2 separate regions of the Homo sapiens genome follow, and region 1 is linked to region 2. Evidence: chromatin loops called from intact Hi-C (ENCODE). Cell type or tissue: gastrocnemius medialis. All regions are shown on one strand.

Evidence for each region. A loop is a pair of places that touch in the nucleus more often than their neighbours do. Peaks named below come from ENCODE experiments on the same cell type or tissue, not always from the same donor. Only the 100,000 strongest peaks of a DNase experiment are listed, where the experiment ranks them.
Region 1: it touches region 2 in a loop (2.4-fold over the local background); 2 of 110 quality-filtered maps call a loop at or near these places.

The regions. Positions count from the first base shown.
Region 1 is chr2:28,329,201-28,337,200 of GRCh38, forward strand. The region is part of intron 11 of BABAM2 (BRISC and BRCA1 A complex member 2); the gene reads left to right. Among named protein-coding and RNA genes, the nearest start is that of BABAM2-AS2, 23 kb to the left of the region's middle. RefSeq lists a silencer at 6,868-7,068. In gastrocnemius medialis, no CTCF peak of the experiment used is centred here; DNase peaks (open chromatin) are centred at 3,362, 3,701, 4,901, 5,541 and 2 weaker places; H3K27ac peaks cover 5,454 bases.
Region 2 is chr2:28,160,456-28,168,455 of GRCh38, forward strand. All of the region lies in intron 7 of BABAM2 (BRISC and BRCA1 A complex member 2), which reads left to right. The region is part of intron 1 of LOC100505736 (a long non-coding RNA gene); the gene reads right to left. Among named protein-coding and RNA genes, the nearest start is that of BABAM2-AS2, 150 kb to the right of the region's middle. In gastrocnemius medialis, no CTCF peak of the experiment used is centred here; DNase peaks (open chromatin) are centred at 2,766, 3,326, 3,926 and 4,236; H3K4me3 peaks cover 1,231 bases; H3K27ac peaks cover 5,364 bases.

The DNA of each region.
Region 1 (8,000 bases), 170 kb after region 2:
AGGGCAGAGGGGTGGCCGAGAGGAACAGGCCTTCATGTCCCCCGACAAAACTGTCTATGGCACTTTTTGCTCGGGGCTCTGCAGCGTTCACTAACCCTACCCCATTTGTATAAAACTATGCAGATGGAAACGATCCAATAATAACCCAACTACTCCCACCACCTTTGCAGCATTACCACCTCCTACTGAAACTTGCATTTGTGTGGGGCCCTGGGCTTGGTACTTGATACACATTTCCATTCTCCTCACAACCTCCTTGAAAAGAGGTGCTAGTCAATAAAAAATGATAAAGGGGCTATCACCACTGACCCCACAGAAATACAAACAACCATCAGAGAATACTATATAAACACCTCTGTGCAAATAAGCTAGAAAATCTAGATGAAATGGATAAATTCCTGGACACATACACCCTCCCAAGACTGAACCAGAAAGAAGTTGAATCCCTGAATAGACCAATAACAAGTTCTGAAATTGAGGCAGTAATAAATAGCCTACCAACCAAAAAAAGCCCAGGACCAGATGAATTTACAGCTGAATTCTACCAGAGGTACAAAGAGGATCTGGTACCGTTTCTTCTGAAACTATTCCAAACAATTGAAAAGGAGGGACTTCTCCCTAACTCACTTTATGAGACCAGCATTATCCTGATACCAAAACCTGGCAGAGATACAACAAAAAAAGAAAATGTCAGGCCAATACTCCTGATGAACATCAGTGTAAAAATCCTCAATAAAATACTGGCAGACTGAATCCAGCAGCACATCAAAAAGCTTATCCACCACAATCAAGTCAGCTTCATCCCCAGGATGCAAGGCTGGTTCAACATATGCAAATCAGTAAATGTAATTCATCACATAAACAGAAGTAAAGACAAAAACCACATGATTATCTCAATAGATGCAGAAAAGGCCTTCAATAAAATTCAACATTCCTTCATGTTAAAAACTCTCAATAAACTAGGTATTGGTGGAACATACCTCAAAATAATAAGAGCCATTTATGACAAACCCACAGCCAATATCATACCGAACAGGCAAAAGCTGGAAGCATTCCCCTTGAAAACCAGCACAAGACAAGGATGCCCTCTCTCACCACTCCTATTCAACATAGTATTGGAAGTTCTGGCCAGAGAAATAAGGCAAGAGAAAGAAATAAAGGGTATTCAATAGGAAGAGAGTTAATCAAATGGTCTGTGTTTGCAGATGCCATGATCTTATATCTAGAAAACCCCATTGTCTCAGCCCAAAAGCTTCTTAAGCTGACAAGCAACTTCAGCAAAGTCTCAGGATACAAAATCAATGTGCAAAAATCACAGGCATTCTTATACACCAACAGTAGACAAGCAGAGAGCCAAATCATGAATGAACTCCCATTCACAGTTGCTACAAAGAGAATGAAATACCTAGGAATACAACTTACAAGGTATGTGAAGGACCTCTTCAAGGAGAACTACAAACCACTGCTCAAGGAAGTCAGAGAGGACACAAACAAATGGAAAAACATTCCAAGCTCATGGATAGGAAGAATTAGTATCATGAAAATAGCCATACTTCCCAAAGCAATTTATAGATTCAATGCTTTTCCCATTAAACTACCATGGACATTCTTCACAGAATTTTTTTAAAAATTCTACATTAAAATTCATGTGGAACTAAAAAAGAGCCCGTATAGCCAAGACAATCCTAAGCAAAAAGAACAAAGTTGGAGGCATCACGTGACTTCAGACTTTACTACAGTAACCAAAACGGCATGGTACTGGTACAAAAACAGACACAAACCAGTGGAACAGGATAGACATCTCAGAAATAAGGCCGCACATCTACAACCATCTGATTTTCAACAAACCTGACAAAAACAAGCAGTGGGGAAAGGATTCCCTATTCAATAAATGGTGCTGGGAAAACTGGCTAGCCATACGCAGAAATTTGAAACTGGACCGTCTCCTTACACCTCATACAAAAATTAACTCAAGATGGATTAAAGACTTAAATATAAAACCAAAACTATAAAAACCCTAGAAGAAAATCTAGGCAATACCACTCAGGAAATAGGCACAGGCAAAGATTTCATGACAAAAACGTCAAAAGAATTGCAACAAAAGCAAAAATTGACAAATGGGATCTAATTAAACTAAAGAGCTTCTGCACAGCAAAAGAAACTGTCTTCAAAATGAACAGACAACCTACACAATGGGAGAAAAATTTTGCAATCTATCCATCTGACAAAGGTCTAATATCCAAAATCTACAAGGAACTTAAACAAATTTATAGGAAAAAAACAACTCCATTAAAAAGTGGGCAAAGGACATGAACAGACACTTCTCAAAAGAAGACATTTATGCAGCCAAGAAATATATGAAAAAATCTCAACATCACTGATCATTAGAGAAAACCCAAATCAAAACCACAATGAGATACCATCTCATGCCAATCAGAATGGCGATTATTAAAAAGTCAAGAAACAATAGATGCCAGCAAGGCTGTGGAGAAGTAGGAACGCTTTTACACTGTTGGTGGGAATGTAAATTAGTTTGGCCATTGTGGAAGACAGTATGGCAATTCCTCAAAGACCTAGAACCAGAAATATCATTTGACCCAGCAATCCCATTACTGGGCATATACCCAAAGGAATATAAATCATTCTGTTATAAAGATACATGCACGCATATGTTCACTGCAGCACTATTCACCATAGCAAAGACATGGAATCAACCCAGTCCATCAGTGATAGACTGGATAAAGAAAATGTGGTGCATATACACCATGGAATACTATGCAGCCATAAAAAGCAAGGAGATCATGTCTTTTGCAGGGACATGGATGGAGCTATAAGCCATTATCCTCAGCAAACTAACACCGGAACAGAAAACCAAACACATGTTGTCTCTTATAAGTGGGAGCTGAACAATGAGAACACATGGACACAGGGAGGGGAACATCACACACTGGGGCCTGTTGATCGGGGGGCATCAGGATAAATAGCTAATGCCTGCAGGGCTTAATACGTAGGCGCTGGGTTGAGAGGTGCAGCAAACCACCATGGCACACTTTTATTATGTAGTAAACCTAACGTCCTGCACGTGGATCCCGGAACTTTTTTTAAAAAAGAGAAAAAAGAGGTGCTAGTGTCTGAATTTAATAGATGAAGAATCAGGACACAAAAGGGTTAAGTGGCTTGCTCAAGATCACATGGATGATATCTCAGACCATAACTGGGTGGTCATAAGATCATTAAGTAGAAATCATCCTGTTACAGGTGAGGAAATGGAGTCCCAGTTCTGGATGACACAATGAGCCAGGGCCCGGGCTAGAGCTGTGAGTCCTGTGCCTCCTAGTGCAGTGCTCTTTCCACTTCCCCCACTGCCTCCCCTTGACGATGCATGTTGTCCTGGACAGAAGGAGAGCTGTTTGAGGACCAGGCCAACCAACACCCTGCTCTTGGCAGCCGGAGCCATGTGATTCCTAAATACCCTTCTAGGAAGAGCTGCAGCATCATCCCTGGTCAAGCCCTGACCAAAACTGCACACCACACACAAGGAGTACACCTGGTAGGTTTGGGGGCAGAAGACACGCAAGGGCTGGAGGTGCCTCTGGCTACAGAATTTGTCCTTTGATGCCACAAGGATGCCATGAGCAGCTCTAGACTGGATTGCAAAAGACACACAGTGTCCCATGACTTTGGCTGAGTATCCAAGCCTGAGATTGGCCATCTCTGCCTGCGATTGCCAGCTCAGTGTGATCAGTGAGAAGGGAGGGCCTGATCCAAGGAGCCTCGGGAAAGGCTGAACTGAGGACAAGGACCCTAGACCTCTCACAGGTTTCCCGCTTCGGCACACACGCGTTCTTCTGGCTGTTTCCACAGACTCAGAGCCTCTTCCCCTTGGCCCCAGCGGGTACCCATGATAATAGTTGACATCTATTGATCATCTCTTATGCCAGGTACCATGCCAAGCGCTTACCCAGACCATCTCATTCACTCCTCACAAGAACCCTTTAAGGTAGGCAGTTACTCCCGCCTTTTAGATGAAGAAACTAACGCTGCAGTCACTTGCCCTCATGATCAACGAGTAAGGAGTGTGGCCAGGCCTCGAGCCCAGTCCGCCTGGCTCCAGAGCCTGCCCCGCACAGGCTACCCTCACCTTCTACAGCCCACCGGCCTTAGGACCCTCAGTTATGGCACCCTGCTTTGTAGGTGAGGGAGCTGAAGCCCAGAAGAGATTTACCCTGGGCCCAAGGCCCACAAAAGTAGACCCCCTGACTCCTGATTCAGTTCCCTCCACCATGCCATGCCTGTGAGCTGAAGCCTGGGCCAGCCCTGCTTCTGCTCTGAATTCATGGGAAACCTACCCAGTCCTTACGTTTTCTTCTCCTAACTGAGACTCCTGGGTTGGACCGAGTTGTAATTTTATGAAACCCTGAGCAGAGAGACTGAGATCAGTGAAGAGGGACTGAACCTCATTTTGCCCTCAGGCATATTGAGCTCTAATGCCATCTAAAAATAGATTCCCTTACAGTGTGCATTCAGTGAGGAGCTTGACACTCAGGGCCCTCTCCTGTGGGCCCCACTTGGCCAGTTAATGGGGAGGTGAGAAGACTTCACTATCCCCTAGAACACGCTTACACTTTTAAAGCTTACTACATACTTTGTCTCTGGGTCAAAGGTTTTTTCAAAGATGACAGATACCTCTTGCCATTAGCAATCTGTACTCTGGGCAGCTCTCCATTTTCTCTGATAAAAAGTGAAATAAATGAAAACAGCGTTTTAAAAAATCTATAAATGGGTGGGAGCCAGTTGTCATTTTCCCTTTCCCCCTCCTCCCACTCCGTTAACTAACTTAATGAGGATCCAAGTTGAGAGGCACTCGCCGAAAACAGCTGGTAGCATCATGCCTTTAAATAGCCCTCGCCACGCTTCCCCTTGGCAGCACGCAGTTGGCCCTGGCAGGGAAAGCCCAGGACAGAACAGGAAACTTTAGAACTTTCTAAAAAGAAAAAAGCTTGCCTTTAAAACGTGCTCCCTTCTGTGTAAGGAGCTTGCAATGTTGTAGCCCCTTCCCCTAGAAGTTTACAAGGAAAGACTAAGCTGATGAGGCTTGCCTCGGGACCCAGTGTGACTCTGGGCCTGGGGAGGTAAGTGGAGGGCTCCCCGGACCCGACCCCTGCCCAGCTCAGGCCAGCGTCCAGGGCAGCAGTGGCTCCAGCACCATCTGCTCATCAGGCACCTGTGGGGGCTATAGTGCAGCTCAGCTGCAGCCTCTCCCCTTGATGTTCGTAGCTGTAAGGTCAGGGAAGGTGACGTCCTCACCTCTAACTTAGGGAACATTCAGCCCTCCCTGAAAGTGGTACTGGGATGGGCCAGACTCCACAGTGCACATCAGGCCAGAGTCCATGCAGCAGAGGTTGGTGGCAGCCTGTCGATCTCAGACCCTCTGGAGAAGCGGGGCCACAAGGCTCTCTCCGGCCGCACTTCCATGTTGCTGGGGAAATAGCAGCAGGTGAAACATATGGAAGGAATAAGTGGCCCTCACGTCTGGGTGGCAGCCAACAGTTGACTGTCTCCTCCCACACACTGTCCCATGCGAGTGTGGCATCAGGTGGCCTTATCACCCCTACTGTTCGTAAGGGAACAGAGCCCAGGGCTTCTCCTGCCCTGCCCGGCCTTGCCTAGGTCTGGAGCTCTGTCACACCACAGCACCCCTTTTGCATTAAGGGTGACTGTGGCGACTGTGGCATGGTGCCGTTAATGGATAAGGGCTTTGAGGTCCTGAGTGCCAGAGAAGGTGGCGGTTTGGCTGGCTCAGGGCTGTGCTGATCACAAGTGGATGGAAGAGGGTGCTTTTTCTTACTAACTGTTGGCAAAGTTTGAAATTTGAGAATGGACTAAAGTGTTCTTCCTTAGTACCTAAATATTGTACCTGTTCTCTTTCTGGAGCTGCTGTCTCTCCCACCTTCTTTTTTTTTTTTTTTTTTTTTTTTTTTGAGACAGAGTCTGGCTCTGCCGCCCAGGCTGGAGTGCCATGGTGCGGACGTGATCTTGGCTCACTGCAACCTCCGCCTCCCGGGTTCAAGCGATTCTCCTGCCTCAGCTTCCCAAGTAGCTGGGACTACAAGCGCCCACCACCACACCCGGCTAATTTTTATATTTTTAGTAGAGACGGGGTTTCGCCATGTTGGCCAGGCTGGTCTTGAACTCCTGACCTTGGGTGATACACCCGCCTCGGCCTCCAAAAGTGCTGGGATTACAGGCATGAGCCACTGCGCCCAGCCTCTCCCGCCTTCTTAAACAGCTTGTAATGGACATACTGTAACTGCTTCTTGCAAGCTCGTGGTCATCATTAGTTACATTAAAGCCACAGCCCATCACCAAGTGCTTTCTACACTGAGCCAGGCCTAGTGGTCACTGGGAGCAGGATGTGCTCCCGCTTTCCAGGGGCTGGCAGATAAGACCTGTGCACATGGGACAAGTGCCCCAGAAGAAGCACGGACAGTGTGCAGGGAGATGACCTCCTGGGGACCAGGGGAGACTTGATGGAAGCAGGAGTATTTGTCCTGAGCATGAATAAGCCCAGAGGTGGCAAATGGCATGTGTGAGGAAGAGCAAGTAGTCAAATGAGAAGAAGGGAGAGGCAGTAGATCCAGGGCTCGTATCCTGGACCGTGGCCAGCTCAGGGGGGTCTGTGACATCCCCGGGTTGCTGTGGGGCGTCTTACCTGCAGTTTCTCTGAGGAGAGGATCCTTCACTTTCTTAGCTTCTCAAAGGGTCGCATGATCTCAAAAAATGTGATAGAGGAACAGAATAGATTTTCTTCCTAATGACTTGGAGCCAGATAGAGTCATTGAATGCCAGGCTGAGAGTTTGGAGGACATTAAGGTCTTGGTCAGGAAAGGGACAGAGACTCACACTGTAAGAGAATCAGTGTAGCTGCAAACATAGGCAAAGGAGGCCTCATGTCCAGGGGAGAAGCAGCTTCTGCAGCAGTGCCATCGAAAGATAAGACAGGAGCTATGGGAGTCACTACGGATGGAGGGACTTAGCGGCAGGAACCTTGAGGATGAATTCACCGTAGGGGTTTAGGGAGAATGGAAACTGGTTCGGAAGGAAACTGAAGGTTCTGTTACAGAAAACCAAATTGGTCAGAGCATTTTCAGATACATAAAAGTGATGAAAACATCCATTTGGAACACTAGTTTGAGTTACAGAGTGACAGGTAGGGTGTCCCACAGGTGGTTGGAGACGTGGGACTGGAAGTTTGAGGGGAGGGAGGGCTGGGCTAGCGGTGCTGCAGGACCAGGAGTTCCCACCTTGCTCTGTGTGACCCCAAGGATGATGGCGCCTGGGAGTGCCGAAGGAGGGGCAGGGAGAGGTAGAGAGAGGCAGGACAGCTGTGGCACCACATGTCACAGAAGTCACAGGGAAAGAGAGCTTCCAGAGAGAGGAGCTGACGTTTCAGTGCTGCAGAGGCCATGGTGGAGGCCAGCACTGAGAAAGAGCTGGAGCATTCCAAGGCCAGATTGGAAAGAGGGCTGCAGTTGACTTGAAGGGGGCGGGCAGCCGGTGGCACCAGCCGCTGCATTTGCTCTGCTCCAGAGACAACTCCAGGGCCTGTCAGATTGCGTGGGGCTCTTTGCCCTATGGCACAGGATCCCCGGTGAGTGCTCGTGCTTCCTGAGCAGTTTTCTGTTCTCTTCTCACTGCTGCTGTGAATCTGCCTCCTACCCTTGGGTTAGCTCCTCCACTCCAGATTTGCTGCTTCTGATCTCCTGGGAGCTGGCAGCTGGTAGAGCCAGGCTCAGTAGGACCAGATCCTAAATGAAATGGACTGTGGGAGGTTCCCTGTGGGTGAGGCGATGAGACCTTTGCAGTGCTGAGGGTGACAGGTCTTGGTGGCCCTGCCTGGTTCTTGCCATTGCTCTGAGGTGAGATATCTGGACACGTAAGGTGTCACTGTGATTGTGTGGGTGTCGGTGGGGCAGGGCTAGAAGGCAAGCCTGGTGACC
Region 2 (8,000 bases):
AGGCTACAGAGGCAGTAATTTAAGGGAGCCCCCAGAAGTGCACGTATGCACAGTCACCACCCACACATTCACATACTTGTGCAATGCACACGATCACACAAATATGGCTTTTTTTGTATTATCTCTCATTATTCCTAATAAAAAGTTGAACCCATGGGCGGTACTTCCTAAATATTTAATGTTTTTTTTTTTAGCACTAGCATCTAGCATGTGCAAATACTGCATACACATGGATCCAGAAAACTAAATTAAATGAACATAGAAAGGAACATATAAATTGTTTTTTTTTTTTTTTTTTAAATAAAGAGTAGGTAGGTGGGATGAAATAGTGAGTGTGGGCAAATGGGCAAAGGATGCAGTCTGGTAGGTGTTAGAGACAATGGATTCCTGGGAGAGTGTGGAAAGTACAGAAATTTGTAATCTGTATAAGAGTTGTCAGAAAGTACATGGAAGATTTCTACTATCTATGCTTTTAAAAAATATTTAGAATCATTTATTCAAATTTTCTGGAGACTACCGCAGAGTTAAACCATGAGGCGAGGTTCTCTGTGAATTTATTAATGATTAATCATGATGGTCCCAAGTTTCCCAATTGTGCAGAGCCAGCTTTCCAACAGATTCCCTTTACAGGAAAGATGCATAACTGGGAAATTGCATAAACCAGCCAGACGTCTTCAGGGAATTATGGGTAGGCAGTTTTCTTTTTAAGTGGCTTATAAAGCATTTGAAGAATGCCATTGTGGAGCAGAGAGCACATGCCCAACCATTGCCTTTTTTTGGGAAGTTGGCACATTCTTGTTTTGAGTTGCTTGTACCAACGGGCTTCACTGTGTCTCCTAGGGTTCCTGGGGGGCTCCAGGAGTCTAGGTGCTGGGGTCAACCAGTGACTCACTCAGAGCTTGAGCCAGTTTCCAGTCAGATGACTCCAGGGAATGGGAATGGGGATGGGAGCAAGAGTTGGGTTGGGGGTAGGTAGAAAGTAGAAATTAGAGATAGGCCTTCAAGGAAATTCCAGTTTGCTTTCCCCATTTTCAGAGTCTCTGGTTTGGCTCAAACTCCCAAAGTGTCTCAAAGACCCTTCTTCCTTTTATTCTGGAGCTACTTAGAACCCAAACTCTTCCCCTTTTCAAGCAAGGGTTAGCCAGAACTGTCTATCAGACCTGTCCAGCATCTTACCCTGAAACCCCTTGGGCAATGCTGAGGCCCTGCATTCCTAATACAAAAGGGAGCGCAAATGGGTGGGTGTGTCCTTTTTGGCTCTTGTTCCCCTCCACTTTGCTCTTTTGCGGTCAAAAAGTCTTGCACAGCAGTTACTTAATGCCAAGCTGGCCCAGCTGCAGCTAATTTAATCACTCATCTGTTGAGTGAGGTACTATTTTCATTTTGCACTTGGGGTAAACTGAGGGCAGAGATCTTTAATTATTTTATTTAGCACCAGAAATGGACTCTGATAGATATAGGATGAAACATTTGGACACTCTTTTGTTTGCTTTCCATTTGAAACATGATTCACTATATTATATACTGCTTCCTGTGCCCTAAATTAGTATAAATTTAAATTTTAGCTACTGCAACCTTCTCTTCAAACTAACTACTAATTCCTAGAATAAATACTAGTGATTTCAAATGAAACCTTTTCAATTAATGAGCAAGTGGCAAGGAGTTGTAATTGTTTAAATAAAAATTATTTAGAAACTTGAAATACCGTATTTTGTCTTTTTAAAAATACCAGTGGGTGTTTAGGCCCACGTAAAGAGAGTACATTGCTAGGCCCTGCAGCGCATACCTCACACCGGGACAGTAAAGACAAAGGGCACCTGAAATGTACATGGCTCTCTTCAGGATGCTTTGAGAAACCAGAACTTAAGTAACGGTTAAAGTAGAGACTCCAAAGTCAGACAGACCTGGATGTGAATCCAGCCTCCAATACTAAGTAGCTGGGTATTCTCTTAGCCTCCTTTTTGTCACCTTTTACCCAGGCATGAGGATAGTATCCACTTCACAGTTTTGAGGATTAATTGAATTAAAACATGTGTAATGAGACTACTGTCTGGCATACACTACTCTATGGAGTCAGTGCCCAGCGAATGATAGCTCTTCCTAGCTCAGCCAACCCTGCACCGGGCTTCTTCCTAAGTGCTGTTATGCACATAATCTCATTTCATTTCCCTACCAACCAGCCAGGTAATGCTCTTCCTCGCACACTAGAGCAGTGTTAGTTGAACATTTGAATTTTTAAGCATCTTGACTGAATATGACACTGCATTGGTGACATTTTGATAGCTGTCACTGCATGGTTTAGTTCCAGCATCTTTCAGCACATTCAGAAGCATCAACCTTTACATGTTGGGGCTTCTCCAACAGCAATTATAGCCACAAGTGGAGAAAAGCTATACATGTTCTCATAAAATATCATCGAGATTTGTGTCATAGGCCTCTAGTGACAAAGACATGTTTAACTGCTAGATGTCAGTTTTTTTCCCCCTTTCAGATAAAATTAAACTGTGGAGTTACCATTTAATCCACAAGTGTAAGAATAAATTGGTTTTTTAGTCCCAATTCTGTAGAAAATCAAAACTAGTACCAAATATTTTTATTTATAAACATTTTTATTGTGGGTGTAGGCATATCTGTGTGTAGACAGATAGAATGAGGTGCCCCCCGAAAAAAGACGGTGGTGTCATCTTTTGTGGCCAGCCTAGTGAAATCCTCACTCTCCTCAGATGCCTCCCAGCCGGCAGCCACCCTGCTTCCCCCATGACCTTCTTCTGAGTGTGAAGCTCTGGGTGCCAGCGCTTCTTCCAGCCAAGTCAGCAGGTGGGCCAGGATCAGCTTGAGAATTAGTTTTCTTAACAGCCCCAACTGGCCACTCTCAGAATAATTCTGTTAAATGTGACCTCTTGTGTTATGTGGAGTAAGTCAGTAGCTGGCTATCAGGGAGACTTTAGAGACCCAGAGAGCTTTATGCCTAAGGGGAGAAAAAGAACATTTTTCTTGTCTTGAGGCAGGTCACAGAAAATGTACACATGGTGCTGGGGACAAAGGTCTAGGAGAAAAGCAAAAGGCAGTCACCCCTGCCAGATATCTAATAGAATGCCAGAGTTAGACATGAATGCCATAAGAATAATGAAAAACTGAGAGCCATGGGCCTTAGGAAGAGAAAATGGAGTAAATCGGATGATAGAGCAAGAGAAGTTGTGAACCCAGCCAGAAAGAAAGGTAAGGGTGAGGCAATCTGTCCCCATCTTAACACAATGTACTCCTAAGGGTGAGACTTGTGTAAGATCGGCTGGGCTGATGGAGCTGGGTCAGAGGCCTCAGAATTGGACTCACGTGGCCCAAGGCTCTAAGGTAATGTGATCTATCGTCATGGAGATGAGAATTGAGGCCATCCACCCCTTGTGGGTGTTTTCCTCAGGGCACTGCCCATTGCACATTGCTAGATCATTTCCATCTGGCTTCATCTCTAGGCCCACTGCTATGCACCTCTTAGAAACTATCAGGTGGTACTGAAAACTGAAGATGAATTTTCTCATGGAGTTCTCTTCTTAGAAACTCCTAGACTCAGTGACTGATTGCAAAAGGCACATCTGGCACAAGAAAACAGACTCCTACAACTTGTTGCACTTAACATCTTGATACCAAGGATCATAGGGATGGAAAGACAGTGCTAATCCCCATAAACGTGTGGTGTCTGGTCACTTCTGTGCATTCCGTGCAGTCAATAAAATACAGTGTTGATGGAACCCAGTGCAGGTGGAGTAGAGCAGTTCCACATGTGCAATTGGTATTTGCTCTTCTTCCCTTCAGTGTGTTTTTTGTTGTGTCAAACACAACCGAATGAGAGTTGCCCCTACACCCCCACGTGGAGTTAGAGGAGTGCGTCCTGGCCTGGAATAGGTCTCTCTTTCTGGGCCACTCTGTGGGCTGTCTGAGCAGTGGAAGCATAAATATAAACCTCGGGCACATAAGGACACACACAGGCCGCAGAGCCTGTCAAGGGCTCTGTCATGTTCCGAGTGAACAGATGTTTATCCCACAACATTTTTTTTTTCCTTCTTGGAGTTTGTCCAATGCATTAAAAAAAAAACTAAACTGTTTACACTAATTATTCCCTTTTGCTGCCTTTGCTTGTTTTGTTTTGCTCTTTTCTTTTTCCCATACATTAAGAGCTATTCGTGTGAGGAAATTCTGCCCAGCTGCTTTCTGGAACAGATACTTCCATAGCTTAAACCAGGAACCCTTTGTTCTTGGATCTGAGTGGAGCTCAGATTGCCTTGTCACATGTATCTTGGCGCTTCTTCCCTGAAGTTTATAGGCTTTTAAAAATCCATTTCCTTTTTACCCCAAAGATAATCAGCTTCCATAACTTTTCTTAAAGTAAATAACTCCAGATCCCTTCATGGTTTCAGATTTTCCCGTATGCTTCAGTCAGGATTTTATTCAGCAATCATTTATTAAGTACATTCTTAAGTTTGGTGAGTACCATACCACTGTACTAGGTATCAAAAGAGAAACCCTTTCCCCTTTTATTGGTTTGTTCATGTTTTCACTTATTTTTTCATTTCCTTCATTCAAGAAATATTTGTTTAGCTCCTACTGTGTCCCAGGTACGGTTCTGGGTGCAGAGGAATCAGTGATAAGCAAAAACAGACATCGTCTTTGCCTTCAAGGAATTGCCAGTGTACTGCGGGAGAAAGACGTAAAGAATTAATTGCAATTCAGGGTGATACATACTATAATAGTAGGGTGTTCAAGTTTCTTTGAGGAATGTGAAGGGTGTAATTGGCTCTGCCTCAGGCATCAAAAATAACTTTACAGATTACTGGACATGTGAGAGGATTCTACAGAGAGAGGACAGCACATACAGAGGTGAGGAGGTATAAAGTATGGTTGGTTCGGGGAGCTTGATATCTGAATGCAAAAACAGCAGATGCAAGAGGTGAAGCTGGAAAACTAAGTTGGGTAGCCAAGTTGTTAAGGTCATTTTGCATGCCAAGTTTAAAAATCTGGAGTATGTCTTAGAGAAAATGGTGGGGGAAGGGGCACTGAAGCTTTTTTTTTTTTTCCTTGCTTTTTTTTTTTTTTTTTTTTTTTGAGACAGAGCCTTGCTCTGTCACCCAGGCTGGAGTGCAGTGGTATGATATTGTGTCACTGCAACCTCCGCTTCCTGGGTTCAAGGGATTCTCCTGCCTCAGCCTCCTGAGTAGCTGGGATTACAGGCATGTGCCACCACACCCAGTTAATTTTTGTATCTTTAGTAGAGATGGGGTTTCACCATGTTGGCCAGGATGGTCTTGAACTCCTGGCCTCAAAGTGATCCACCCACCTCAGCCTCCCATAATGCTGTGATTACAGGCATGAGCCGCTGTGCCCGGCTACACTGAAGGCTTTTAAGCAGAGAAAATGCTTTGGAAGTAAATTGTGTTTGCTCAAAATTCATATGTTGAAGCCTTAACCCCCTAGTACCTCAGAATATAACTGTTTTTGGAGATAAGGCCTTTAAGAGGTAATTAGATTAGAATGAGGTCATCAGAATGGGCCCTAACCCAATATGACCAATGTCCTTATAATAAGAGGAAATTAGGACACACATACACACAGAGGGAAGACGCAGGGAGAAGACAACCATCTACAAACCAAGCAGGCCTCAAGAGAATCCAGCCCTGCTGACTCCTTAGACTTCCAGCCTCTACAGTTGTGAGAAAAATCAATTTCTGTGTTGAGGCCACCCAGTCTGTAGTACTTTGTTATGGCAGCCCTAGGAGGTGAATACACCAAGGTTTAAGTTTTGTAAAGATAACTAGAGTCCATGGAGGATGCTGGCTTGGAGAGAAGAGTAACTTGAAGTAGGAGATGCTGCAGTAGGAGAGTAGGAGCTGCAGAGGTCTAGGTCATGATAATAAGGTTGAGTGACCAAAAACTACTCTAGCGAGTTATCCTATCAACCAAAATAGTGAATACCACAGGAAGGACACATTTTGGGGGAGTAGGGGGAGGGGTGGATGCCAAACTAGTAAATCTGGATTTGGACCGCTTCACTTTGGTGTGTGCCCTGGATGGCTGCATCAAAATGAACTTTCTTACCTTCTGGCCTTTGATTGGGTTCAGCAACTAGAGATTTGAGGGTGGAAGGAGAGTAAGGAGGGATATGTCTCTTACCCCTGACGTCCTCCCTTCTTTGCACTGGCGTGACTGTGTTTGAGTCTTCTACCTATGGCCACAACTCCACTGGGAGCCCCGCTCATGACATTACAGTTATCTTTGGTTTGATCCCAGTGATAAGTAATGCCTTTCCTTTGTTGCCAGCCCTAGGGTGCTTCTCTATCTCTTTTTGATTTCTCTTACGCTGTTTACAACCTCATAACGAATGCCTTCATCAGACTTGCTTCCATCTCCCCTTTCAGTGTGCCATCTATTTCATGCCATGACCCTGATGAGTTTTAAATGCCTACTGGACACCCAGGGGGAGATATCCAAGAGACAGTTAGAAATTTAGGATTAGGGACTTGGAAATAGATTGAGACTGGATATAGCTTTAGTGTTAACATGCTGGTGGGTGTGGAAACCATGAGTTGCCGATAATATAGTGTGAAAAGAGAAAAAGGTTCTTGATTGGAATGCTGGAGAAGATAAACTTTTCAGGAATTGACAGTTTTCTGCAGCTAATAGAATCTCACTTATGCATATGTTCTTCATTCTGATTGTGTGACTAATTCCATATGAATCATTCAGACTGAATACTTGCACCGTCACTAGTTATATAGATAGGTACTGAAGTTTGCCTTTGTCTTCAAGAAGGGACTTGGTGACCAATGAATAGTGAAACAATTTCAGAGAAAATATGTAAGTAGCATAATCAAGGAAAACATTTTTAAGCATCCTTAAGGATTTCATAAATGTATTTATTTCTAAATCTTTATTAATAACGGGTTATTTTTAAATGATGCCGTTTGCGCTGGGAGCAGTGGCTCATGCCTGTAATCCCAGCACTTTGGGAGGCCAAGGTGGGAGGATCAGCTGAGGTCAGGAGTTCCAGACCAGCCTGGCCAACATGGTGAAACCCCGTCTCTACCAAAAATACAAAAATTAGCCAGACATTGTGGCGGGTGCCTGTAATTCCAGCTACTAGGGAGTCTGAGGCAGGAGAATCGCTTGAACCCGGGAGGCAGAAGTTGCAGTGAGCCGAGATCACGCCACTACACTCCAGCCTGGGCGACAGAGCGAGACTCCATCTCAAAAAAATAAATAAATAAATAAATAAATAAATAAATAAATAAATAACGCAGTTTGCTAAGTCTGTTTGGTAGGCAACACTTTGATGGCTAAGATTTGGTTACTCTATATATTCTAAAATAGTTAACCTATATTCCCTATAAAATTGAGAGAATCATGATGTTCAGATGCTAAGTGTTTTTCCTGCACTCTCATTTAATCTGTATTTCTACTCCTATAAGGTGAGTACCATTAATATCTTCCTCACTACTGATGAAGAAACAGGCTTAGAGAAGTTAATAATTTTCTCAAGACCACACAGCTAGTAAATGTCAGAGCCAAGTTCTATTTATCTGAATAAGAGAGTTTTCGCTAATACCTGGAAAGACTTTCTTGGACCTTCCTCATCCAAGGGCTTTTTGTTACAGAGGAACTCAAGGAGCCCAGTGGAAAGCACTTCCAACTAAAAGGTGTTCCCGTGGTCTAGACGTAGAAGCTGCCTTTAACAAGGGTCCACCAGCACACAGTGGAACCATTTTTATTATAAAGGGCCAGAACTGCCTGTGTCGAATGCATAAAATATATTCTTTCTATTCTTTGGCTAGTATAAAAGTTATAGCCGTTGTCCAAATTGAATAATTCAGCCAGAATCTGATTTTCTTGGAAGGCCCATCTCTCCTAGGCTCACTCACGTAGTATAATCAGAGGACATTTGGCACTTTCAAAAGCCATAGCCTACTTCTTCTGGAGGTCTGTGTGTGACATGGTGTGGCATCATAGGAGCT